2 separate regions of the Homo sapiens genome follow, and region 1 is linked to region 2. A link is an interaction called in ENCODE POLR2A ChIA-PET data of the cell type or tissue named here. Cell type or tissue: MCF 10A. All regions are shown on one strand. Links, peaks and the distances in the headings refer to the core of each region. The heading gives the core; the rest is flanking DNA.

Evidence for each region. ChIA-PET counts read pairs that join two places held together with the same protein. Peaks named below come from ENCODE experiments on the same cell type or tissue, not always from the same donor. Only the 100,000 strongest peaks of a DNase experiment are listed, where the experiment ranks them.
Region 1: POLR2A ChIA-PET joins it to region 2 with 9 read pairs; 2 of 35 experiments call an interaction of 5 or more read pairs at or near these places.

What each region holds. Positions count from the first base shown.
Region 1 is chr20:53,029,237-53,035,244 of GRCh38, forward strand. The region is part of intron 1 of TSHZ2 (teashirt zinc finger homeobox 2); the gene reads left to right. Among named protein-coding and RNA genes, the nearest start is that of TSHZ2, 60 kb to the left of the region's middle. In MCF 10A, for the core only: no CTCF peak of the experiment used is centred there; a DNase peak (open chromatin) is centred at 3,595.
Region 2 is chr20:52,940,265-52,946,272 of GRCh38, forward strand. No RefSeq gene overlaps it. Among named protein-coding and RNA genes, the nearest start is that of TSHZ2, 29 kb to the right of the region's middle. In MCF 10A, for the core only: no CTCF peak of the experiment used is centred there; DNase peaks (open chromatin) are centred at 1,737, 3,147 and 3,367.

The DNA.
Region 1 (6,008 bases), core at 593-5,592, 89 kb after region 2:
ACATGGGTTTATATCCCAAAACAAGGTATTATTGACTCATTGCACATATACAAAGAGACAAGTACAAAAATATTCAGTGAAATTATTTGTATTAGCCCAGAAATTTTCATTAAAGGAGAATATAAAAATATATTGTGGTTTTAAAGGCATAAAGATGGGCTAGGCGCAGTGGCTCACACCTGTAATCCTAGCACTTTGGGAGGCTGAGGCGGGCAGATTATCTGAGGTCAGGAGTTCGAGACCAGCATGGCCAACATGGTGAAACCCCGTCTCAACTAAAAATACAACAATTAGCTGGGCGTGGAGGCACGTGCCTGTAATCCCAGCTACTTGGGAAGCTGAGGCATGAGAATTGCTTGAACCCTGGAGGTGGAGATTGCAGTGAGCTGAGATTGCACCACTGCACTCCAGCCTGAGCAATAGAGTGAGAATCTGTCTCAAAAAATTAATAAATACGGATAAACCACAGTTATGCAATTCATATGGATGGATGTTGGAAAGATGTGTGGCGAGGTGAACAAGCAAGTTGCAAACGTACAGTATGATCACATTTTGTGTTTTATAAAACTCAAAGTGGGAGGAGCTTTCCTTTTTCTTCAAAAATTCTAGAAATTTGGAGTTTTTTTGATATCTCCCAATTTTTTTCATATTAGAAAGCAAATTATCATATTAAAAATGCCTATGACTGCCAAATAAAATCTGTCTTTGGATGATATCCTGTGAGCTGCATGCTTCTGACTTCTGCTCTAGGAACTTAGATCAACTCTTGTTTTAACATCTGTGACGCACCTACTATATGCCAGTTCCTTATATTTCGTCATTTAAGCCTCACAACCCCTCAATAGGGCAGAAATTATTATTAGTTTTAGTCCCATCTTATCACTGAGGCACAGAGAGAGGAAGTGGTTTTCCCAAAGCTATACCACCAGGAAGTACCAGAGCTAAGATTTGAACCCCGCCACTCAGCCTCAAAAATCCTATTTGTAATTACTGTGCTAAACTGCCTCTTCCCTCCCACCTGGTGGTTGATTTTTGCTGAAGATGTGTATGTGGTAAATTCACAGACGACACTATTCTCAAGGTTTTCAGTTTCCCTGGAAATAGAGCACTGACTTAAAAAAAAAAAAAAAATAGTCAACCTGGGTTTTGCCTAACAGGAAATTCACAGTTTCATCTTTCAAAAAGAAATTCCGAACTCAGCCAAGAAGCCAAGATCAAGCACATCATGGTCAGCAAGCATCAACAGAAGGTTTTAGGTTGCTGTATGGAGTCTCTCTGGTCTCTGGGTCAATTTTTTATATCATGGTTGCCCTTTATAATGAGGGCATCAATTCTGATGAGATATAGATGGAGATATTCTTAAATAGGTTACAGTATGTGAAGTTTCTGAAGTCAATGGCCATTGTGTCTCTGAAATAAAAATACCTTTGTTTCTTCTGGCTATAAAAGGAATACACATACATTGTAAAGTGTGGAAAGAAATTTAAAATCACCCACAGATATCACCACTGGTAATATTTGGACTACAGCCTTTCAAAAGCTTTTTCACATAGAGATGCGTAATGTAAACATTATAATCATATAGAGGATAGCGTAATCCAGTAGAGTTTTACAATCTTTTTTTTCCTGAGTACTTAAGGAGAATATCTTTTTCCATCAACAGATAAAGAAACACGTAAAAATTTTAAATGGTGATAAATATTCCATTGTATGGATAGGACATATTTATTTAACCTATTAACTTCGCCTTATTGCTGAATGTGGGCTTTATTTTTTTTAAAATTTCTTTCTATTCTAAACAACACTGAGATGAACATCCTTCTATTTGCATCTTTGCACACTTGTCTATTTTTCTTTTTGGGATAGCATCCCAGAAGTAGAATTGCCAAAATTATGCCTGTTTAATGCTTTTGCTACTTATTGCCAAATCACCCTAGAAAGGATAATTTATTGACTTGCACATAAAGGGCTTGCTTAATGGGATTTGATATTCACAAGCTTTGAAGGTGCTATCGCAGCCTGTCATGTCTGGGGCCTGGAGGTCCTCTCTGATGTAAATCAAAACATTTGAGTTAACAACATTCAGCCTTGTCAGTCACCCACAAATTATAGGAGGCCTCCTCTGTCTTTGTCAATAACAAAAAAGGGAAAAATTACTCCAAAATGGCATAAAAATTAGGAACCAGACAAGTAGTCACCAAAAGAAGACAAGTGAGACAACAGTTGAAGAATTTCAGATTTGTAGTGGAGTGCAGCAAGTGAACAGGAATTGTCTGGGTTTATAGAGAAAGGCCTGTAGCATCTGACTCCTGCGTGCTTGGTGACAGGGTCAGTAGCACAGAGCTGGGCACAGAGAAGTCACTCACACAGACGGCAAGGGTGGAAAAGTGTATAGAGGGTTGAGGAGCTTCACTCTGTAGTGGGAGGGTATGATCCTCAACAGCAGCAGAATGTTAATTTCCTTAAGTCTTAAATCTTGCCCTGATATGGTATAGATTTTTCTCTGCAACTCTTTCATATTTTCAGCTCTTGCATTCTGTAGCACCACATGGGAGAATATGTTACTCAAGAGAAAATTTTTAGTGATGTGTGTTTTGTCTTCATTTCTGAAAATAGTCTCAGTTGTGGAAAGGCAAGTAATCCATGTGCAGCATGATTAGGGAAGGAAGGAAAGAAGGAAGGGAGGGAGGGAGGAGAGAGGAAAGGAAGAAAGGAAGGAAGGAAGATAGGAAGAGAGAAAGAAAGAAAGAAATTCAAAGCTTGAGTCTTTAAAATCTTTGCGTCTCTAAAAGAAAAGGATTTAGTTATGGGTCTGATGCATACAGCTGGTATTTCTAGCAACTAGTGTGGGCTTCTTTTTTCTGCTGCAATCTATTCATTCTGTGCATCTTACCACAAATTGCTCCAAGAGGAAACACAGCCTCCTTAGGAGGCTAAAGTCCAACGAACGTCAGATCCAGAACAACATTGCTTTGCGTCTCTATTTAACGTTAGAGCGGATGACTTTTTGACACGTTTATAGCTGACGAGTTCTATAGCCAGTCATGCAGGACGATTACGTTTGAACTAATTTGATGAATCAACTTGATGTTCTCCCATAGCCCCCATAACCTTCAGGAGCATATGTACCCAATTTTCAACTGGAAGTCAAAAAGAAGCTTTGAAATTTGGCTAATCCCATCATATCCGCAGGACCCGTCTGGTGGAATAATCTTGGGACATAAACTCTTGATTGATGCCAAAAATGGGAAGAACCACTTGGTAATATCATCAGGGCCATCAGTCAGGCCCTTGGTAGGTCTTGAGATAGGGTTTCAGAGGCCAGCGATTGTTTTGTGAGTTCTTGAATAATTTTGTGGTGAGGGAAGCAGAGTTCATTGTCAAAGCATTTGGGGGTCAGACCCCGGGGAAAAATCATTTCTCATTGTTGGATTCAGTTTGATGGGGATTTGTGAGAACCGATGAGGAGGCGTAAAGATTTCCTGAGTTACTTTTCCCCATGTCCTGATTTTTTTTTTTTTCCGACTCCTTTCTTGCCAGGAGGCCTGCTAGCATAGTCATTCAGAGCATGAGTGTGGGAGTAAGAATGCCTGGACATAAATCCTGCCCTTACCACACTCCCATCATTGCACAATACTGGGCCAGTCACTTCACTTCTCTGCAACTTGCCTTGCTCTGTGAAATGTAGATAATAATCGTTCATACCCATGGGGTTATACTGGAATTAAATATAACAGTATGTACAAAGGGACATAAACAGTGCCTGATATATAAGCTTTCAGATACTAGAAGCTATTGGCTATAGACTAGTGAATTTTGGTGACTTTCCATGCCCAGAAAGTTGATAGAACTTGATTAATCCAAACAGATTAAGTAAGTAGATGCTATGATTTGAATTCACAGCTGGTATTATTTTTTCCCCAAAATCGTTAGCAAAAAGACTATTGTGCCATCACATAGTAAAACTGATTCTTGCTATCGAGAATAGTCCTTTTCTACAGCTGAGAGTTACTAGTATGTGGAACCGGCTGAAAGCAGGTGGCTTGCTACATCATAAATTGGGTTGGCTGGGTACTTCATGTGTTCATTCCACCCATATTTATCGAGTTTTTCCTACTGCATGCCAGTGTCAATGTGTGATGTGAAAAGAGGAGAATATTTTGGGGAAAAGCGAACATAAGCTCTACCAGTGACTACCTATGTAAGCAAGTCACTTAATCACTCTGGGCCACAGTATCTTCATCATTAAATTGAGATAAGCATGATCCGCCTTCTAACGTCTCCTGCAAGGAGCAGATGGGATTGTATAATCCAAGGGCCTAGGTCAGTGGCTGGCACATAGAAGGTGCTCAATAATTGCTGTTTTTATGCCAGGAATTTGTTTTAGTCGCCCTCTGCATTGATTGATAAAAAGCTTTTTTTTTTTTTTTTTTTTTTTTTGGAGACAGGGTCTTGCTGTGTCACCCAGGCTGGAGTGCAGTGGTGTGATCTCGGCTCACTGCAACCTCCACCTCCCTGGTTCGAGCAATTTGCTTGCCTCAGCCTCCTGAGGAACTAGGACTGCAGGCATGCACCCCTAGGCCTGGATAATTTTTGTATTTTTGGTGGAGACAGGATTTCACCACGTCGGCCAGGTTAGTCTCGAACTCCTGACCGCAGGTGATCCTCCCACCTTGGCCTCCTAAAGTGCTGGGATTGCAGGCATGAGCCACCGTGCCCTGCCAAAAGCCACTTTTTAAATAGTAAGAGGATTTTGGCAGCCTTATAGACTCAGATATCTGGAGAGCGTAGCACAGGACATAGGACATATTATATTCTCGATAAATACTTCTCGAATGAATCAATGAGTAAATGACTAGCTTGAGCTTACTATATTAATAATACACTGTTTACTAGTAAATCAACACGTGGGAAACAATAGACAGAGACTTGTGGGAGCATGGACTTTGAAGTCAGAACTGGGTACAAATCAGGCTTGGAAACACTAGCTAGATGCCCCCTTGGACAGGTTACTTAATTTCTCTGAGGCTCAGTTTTCTCATTTACAAGTTATTTGTAATAACAGCTGCATTAAAGGGTTGTTGGCTTATATATATTATCAATAGCTTTTATTATAGTGCTGCAAAATAAGGTGTCTGCCCCATAGAGGTATTGAAAATCTACTCACTGGGCATCTACTTTGTGCCAGGCACTGGGTACTGGGGATAAAGAGTGAGCAAGACAGACAAGATCCCTGGCTTCAGGGAGATGACGAACTGGTGGGCAGGCTGGACAATAAATAACCATGATGACTTTTGGTGAAATAGAATTTCCAAGAAGATAAAATAGAATAATGTGTTTGTGAGTCGGAAGTTATTTTACAGGAGGTAATCAAGAAAAGCTCCTTTGAGGAAGGAACATGAAAACAGTTACCAATGAGAAGAAGGACCCAAGCATGCCAGGATTTGAGGGCGAGGGCTTCCAGGTTGAGGGAACAGCAAGGGCAAAGGCCCTAAGGCAGAAATGTTTGCTCCAGGGTTCTTTTCACACCACAAACAATGAAGAGAATGGCCCATGGTAAAGTCCAAGATCCTCAAGAGCCCACTCCTGCAGGATCTTATAGGTCAGGATAAAATATTTGGATTTTATTCTGAGTGTGATGGAAACGATTGGCAGGGTTTTCACAGCTGGGTGGCAGAGTCTCACTTCCTTTTCAAGGTGGATTACTCCAGCAGCTGTGAAGATTATAGAGATCAGGATAGCAGGAAGGCAAGTAAGGAGACTCCTGTCTAGAAAGAGATAATTATCACTGGAACAAAGAGGATGGCAGTGGTGAGGGAGGCATGAACGACTTAGGACGTGGTTTGCAGGCAGCACCACAGGATGTAGTAGAGGTGAAGCAGAGAGAAGGCACCTGGCCTCTGTCAGCCCACACGACTACAAGCCTGGAAGCCTCAAGTTGCATTTCTTATTCTCTGGTTGCTTCTCCACTCTCCTCTGTGATTTGCTGCTGGGTGCCTTGATCTCCA
Region 2 (6,008 bases), core at 519-5,518:
TAACAACCCCCTTCGCCTTCACTGCCTCAAAGAAGGGGAAAAAAAGAAAAACATTTCCAGCGTTCTGTTGCTTTCTGACCTTGTGCTTTCTTTATTTGAATAATATTTACAGTATTTTGCCTCTTGCTTCCTCTGCCCCGAGGTCTTCATGGACTCACAGTCCAGGTGCTGAGGCAATGGGACTGCTTCCCCCACACTTCGGTCTCCCTGACCGAAGCCTTAGGCTTCAGAGGGCTCCTCCCCTGGGAGTGCGAAGAGCATCCATTCCACACCCAAGTCCCCTCAGATGCTTCAGTCTGTGCGCATCGGGAAAGCAGTTTGGAGTCATGGACACCCTTGGCGCTTGCAAACTTCTGCGGAATCTGATTCAATCATGCCTTTCCTCCCAACAAGAACAAGACGTTCTTTATGCTACAGATGCAAGAAGCAAAGACTAGGGCAGCTACATAAAACTCGCTTGGCTTTTCCATCTGAAATCCCAATGCCAGAGTCATGTCTGGGAGGGAGAGAAGACTGTCCGCACTTGATGTTATAGCTTACCTCACTTTTGCCCCTTTGTTCATTCTCACAAGGTCAAAAATGACAATTTCCTCCCAAAGATATTTTACCTAAAAAAAAAATGAGGAGAGGTAACCCACTTATAAAAACCCTGATAGATTTTTGCATTTAAGCAACGAATATAGTAAGTACTGTTGAAATGTGCATCACATCCAGATGGGAAAATATCTTTCTGTAAACGCACTGCTTACCTGGACTTCTCTGTCTCAAGTACTCAATTCTGCCTTGGAGCATACAAGCAGCCATGGACAATATGTAAACAAATAGGCATGGTTGTGTTTCAATAAAACTTTATTTATAAAAACAGGTTGTAGGCCAGATTTGTTTGCTGATTCCTGGTCTTTTAGACCCCTGTTGGCAGGTATAGTTTGCTGAACTCTGGTATATTAGGTCTACCCAGAAAGAGGTAAATATTTCTGAATGATTCTTTTTTTTTTCTTTTTCTTTTTTTTTTTTTTTTTGAGACGGAGTCTCGCTCTGTCGTCCAGGTTGGAGTGCAGTGGCGCCATCTCTGCTCACTGGAAGCTCCACCTCCGGGGTTCACGCCATTCTCCTGCCTCAGCCTCCTGAGTAGCTGTGATTGCAGCCACTCACTAGCACGCCCGGCTAATTTTTCTATTTTTAGTAGAGACGGGGTTTCACCGTGTAAGCCAGGATAGTCTCGATCTCCTGACCTCGTGATCTGCTCACCTGGGCCCCTCAAAGTGCTGGGATTACAGGCGTGAGCCACCGCGCCCGGCCTCTGAATGATTCTTTAATTCAAGTCTTCATAAAAACAACATAAAGAATTAATCAAGAGTAAAGTCAAAATTATATAGAAATATCTAAACTCTTTCACTTAGAGGTTACTATATTTAATATATGCATGTATATTTATATCAAACTAAAAAGTATTACATAATCTGTGATAAGAACCTGTAGTTCCTCATAAAGAAATGGTAAAACCCTTGGAGAGCTGTTATATCATGTGTAAGTTAGGATATTGCCTAAGATGCTGTTTAAAAAAAAATTATAGTGGTTTTACATGATAGAAGTGTATTTCTCTCTCTCTCCAACCATACTCAACACATGGTGTCTATCTCTGGCTTGTCCAAGAGGGTGGTGTCAATCATCTCCAGCTGTAACCATTAGGAATTGGGAAAGAGGCACGGGAAGTCACACCCAGCTCTTCTGGGGAGCATCGCACGCCACTTCTGCTCATATCTCATTAACCATAATTTACTCACATGGCCACAACCCAGCTATGAGGGAAGTTGGGAAATGTAGTCTCAAGCTGGGCAACCATCTGCTCCACTAAAATATGAGTGTTACATTGTTGTAATAAAAGACATAAGAGAGAGGAGAAAACACTAGCAGTCTTTTGCATACATCATAATGGAAAAGACTTTAAACTATGGAGTCAGACTGATCAATTTTGGCTCCACTCCTTACCAGTTATGTATTATTAAGGACCATTTAGCCTTTTTGAACCTCAGGTTCCTCATTGGTAAAATGAGAATGATAATAACAACCTCTCAGTTCCTCATTTTATAAGTCTCCCTATATCCCAATCATCCTCACTAGGGAGAGAAATCTGAACAGTCAAATCCACCCATGGTTCCAAATCCAGGCTAAGTTATCCAAGGGCACCGAGTGTTCAACACTGCCCATTTCTCAGTTCTGATTAGTGATATCAAAAGAGAATGGGCCACACCATGATTTTATTACTGACACTGACTTAAATCAAGGTCAGTGAGGAAAACAACTGTTCTGTTATGGGAAGCTTTCTTGAGCACACAGGCTCCAAGTTTTTGTCAGTAAAGTTATTTTCTTTGTGAGATTATTCCTTTTTCTCTTGCACAAAACCTTGCCAAACACTGGTGTACCTTTGTCCACTGAGGAAATAACTAGCCCACGTGTGACTCTCTCTCTTCTTATTGTTTTCTTCATTTGTATATGTCTTTTTTTCTTCTTAGTATTATTGTAATGTCATTAACACAGGGAAAGAGCCCTGTGTCAATGGCCATGGAAACAGAGCAACGGAGCACAGCTTTAATTGAACTACAGCCTCCTTTCCATCACACCTTTTGCTTGGCCCAAACCATTTTGTAATCACTGGAGTATAAATATTGTAGTTTTTGTCCCTTGTTTTGTCTTTCTCTCCATAAGGTCTGAGTGACCTCACACATTCCACTTTTCCAGATAAGACCTAATACCTTCCCCTTCTCCAAAACAATAGATTTTCTCCTCTGATACCTCTCATTCAACATCTACATTTGCAAACTGTTGCAAGGATTTAATGAGGTGATACATGCAAAGTTCTTAGAACCAATCATAATGCACAGTAAATGCTAAATTAAAAGTTGGCTCCTCCACAAACAACATAGAGTTGGTTCTGAGTTTAGCTTCCAATCCCTCCCCACTAAGAAATGGGTCAAGCCATTATCCAAATGTATCTAATGGAATTATCTATGTTCTTTGGCTTAAATTCTTCATTATTCATTCTTCCATGCCAGAGCAGTCTTCACTGAAACATCAAAAGGCTGCTTACTAATATCAGGGAATTCCCTGACTGCAATTGCCCAAAGGACACGCCCTAAACTAAAGTCTAGAACAGCTGTGGAGCTAAAGAAGTAGGCATCCCATGCCATGCTCTGCAAATTGCCTTCCAGTAATTCTTTATTGTACAGGAATGGCTTCTGTCTCTTTATGTTAGCCATTCCATCATGGTTTCCTCTCCCTGAACATTTTCTCTCTCTGCTCAATTGCATCTTCTAAGGCGGCCAAATGGAGTTTTGAAGCCAGCTCCTTTTAGTGTATGGAAATTTCCAGATTGAGATTGTTTCCCATTGGGCAATACCACAAGCATGACTCATCTGATGATGTACTCAATGTGTTCCCTGTCTCTGTAGAACTCTGGAGTCTTATAATTTAACATTATATGCATTATAGGATAAATGGTACATTATAATATGATGAAAATTGATATTAAAAGGCAGAAATCATTGCTGTCAATTTTTAGCTTCTTCACCATAATTTCTCAACTAATGTTAGAGACTCATTTTTTACCTCCCCACTAGGAGTCTCTAGTTTAACCAGATTCATGTGGGTATTTTTTCTCTTTTGTTGTCATTCATTTATTCATTCATTTTTCTACACACTGGTGTTTGTTTGTTTGTTTGTTTGTTTACCACTGGGTCTTGCTCTCTTGCCCAGGCTGGAGTGCAGTGGTATAATCATGGATCACTGCAGACTCAACCTCCTGGGCTAAAGCTATTCTCCCATCTCAGCCTCCTGAGGTAGTTGGGACTAGAGGCATATGCCACAACACCCAGCTAATTTATTTATTTTTTTTTGGTAGAGACGGGGTCTTCCTATGTTTCCCAGGCTAGTCTCAAACTCCTGGGCTCAAGAAATCCTCCTGCCTCAGCCTTCCAAAGTGCTAAGATTACAGGAGTGAACTACCACACCTGGCATAGTTGCACATTTTTAATTAATGCTTATCTTTTGCTAGTCACTGTGCTATTTTTACAAAGATAAAATAATGGGGAAGATAAACAAGATCTTTTCTTTATTAAGCCTCAAATTTGTTCTCAACGTACTAGACTTTTTCTGCTTCTCTGTACCAGTGATTCTATCCAGAACAGCTGCTCCCTTGTTCTTTGCCTATGCAAAGAGTATTTAAAGTCTTTATTCTCCATGGAAGCTTCCCAAATTATTGCAGCCCAGAGTGAAGAGAGAACCTTTCTTATCGCACACACATTTTCTAAATCAATTAAAAATTTGAGGAGTTATAGGTTATGTACAACAAAAAATGATTCTGAATGTCTTAAATTATACATACATATATTATATATGTACATATATTCATTCATTGTTCTTATATATAAGAATTTAATTATATATCTCATATAAAATTATGTATATATCTATACACACACGCACACATATATGTACAGTTGGCCCTTGAACAATGCAGAGGTTAGGGGCATCAACTACCCCAACAGAGTCGAAAATCCACATATAATTTTTGACTCCCCCCCAAACTTAACTACTAATAGCCTACTGTTGACTGGAAGCCTTACTGATAGCATAAACCGTTGATTGAGACATATTTCTTATGTTATATGTATTATATACTGTATTCTTACAATAAAGTAAATTAGAGAAAAGAAAACATTATGAATAAAAACATAAGGAAGAGAAAATATATTTACTATTCATTAAGCGGAAGTAGATCATCATAAAGTTCTTTATCCTCATAGTCTTCAGATGGACTAGGCTGAGGAGGAGAAGGAAGAGGGAAGGTTGGTCTTGCTGTCTCAGGAGTGGGAAAGATGGAAAAACATCTGTGTATAAATGGACCCCCTAATTCAAACTTGTGTTGTTCAACAGTCAGTTGCATATATTTGAAGTATATGAGGGATTCCCCAAATTAATGAGCAATTGGAGAACCAGGTTAGAACCATGGCAATTCAAGAGTAGACAGGAGACAAGGATCACAACATTCTCCTTTTAGCAGGAACAATCAATCACCCAGTTATTTTGGGTGCAAAATAATACCACAGTCCTGTATGCTGCTGATGCCACTGCTCCTGGACACTGGGGAAACTACTGTGAGTGAGTTCAAATGTTCTCACAGCTATAGATTCAAAAGTCCAGAGCAGGCACATCCAACTAGCCAAGTTTTGATTTCGTGGCTGCCAGAGGGATGGTAAAGTCCAGTCTTTCAACTTTTTACAGTGGAAGGTAAAGGCACAATCTCTCACTTACTCTACATGCAATGAGAGTTTCTCTAACACTGGAAAGAGAAATACAAATGACAAAGAAATGACAAGGTCTTTGTCAGAGAAACAGAGCCAACAGGGTAGATAGATGACAGATGATAGATAGATAGATAGATAGATAGATAGATAGATAGATAGATAGATAGAGATTTATTATGAGAAATTGGCTCGCGTGACTATGGAGGCTAGGAAATAAAGCAACCTTCTGTCTGCAAGCTAGAGGCCCAGGAAAGCTGATGGTTTCATTCCCGTTCAAGCCTGAGGCCTAAAAACCAGGAGAGCCAATGATGTAAGTCCTAGTCCAAAGGCTTGAGAACCAGGAACACCAATGTCCAAGGGTAGAAGATGGATGTCCCTGCCCAAGCAGAGAGAGCAAATTCACCCTTCTTCTTCCTTTATTCTGCTCAGGCTCTTGACAGATTGGCTGATGCCCACCTGCACTGGTAAGAGTGATCTTTACTCAGTCTAATGATTCTAATGTTAATCTCCTCCAGAGATATCCTCACAGGTATATATGGAAATAATGTTTTACCAGCTATCTGGACATCCCTCAGCCCAGTCAAGTTGACATGTAAAATTAACCATCATCGTTCCCTCTACCAATCATGACTATATTGTGATCCTTTTAGAAAATTATTATCATTGCCTTTTTTAACCTTTGCACTGTTTATTCTCTAAACAGAC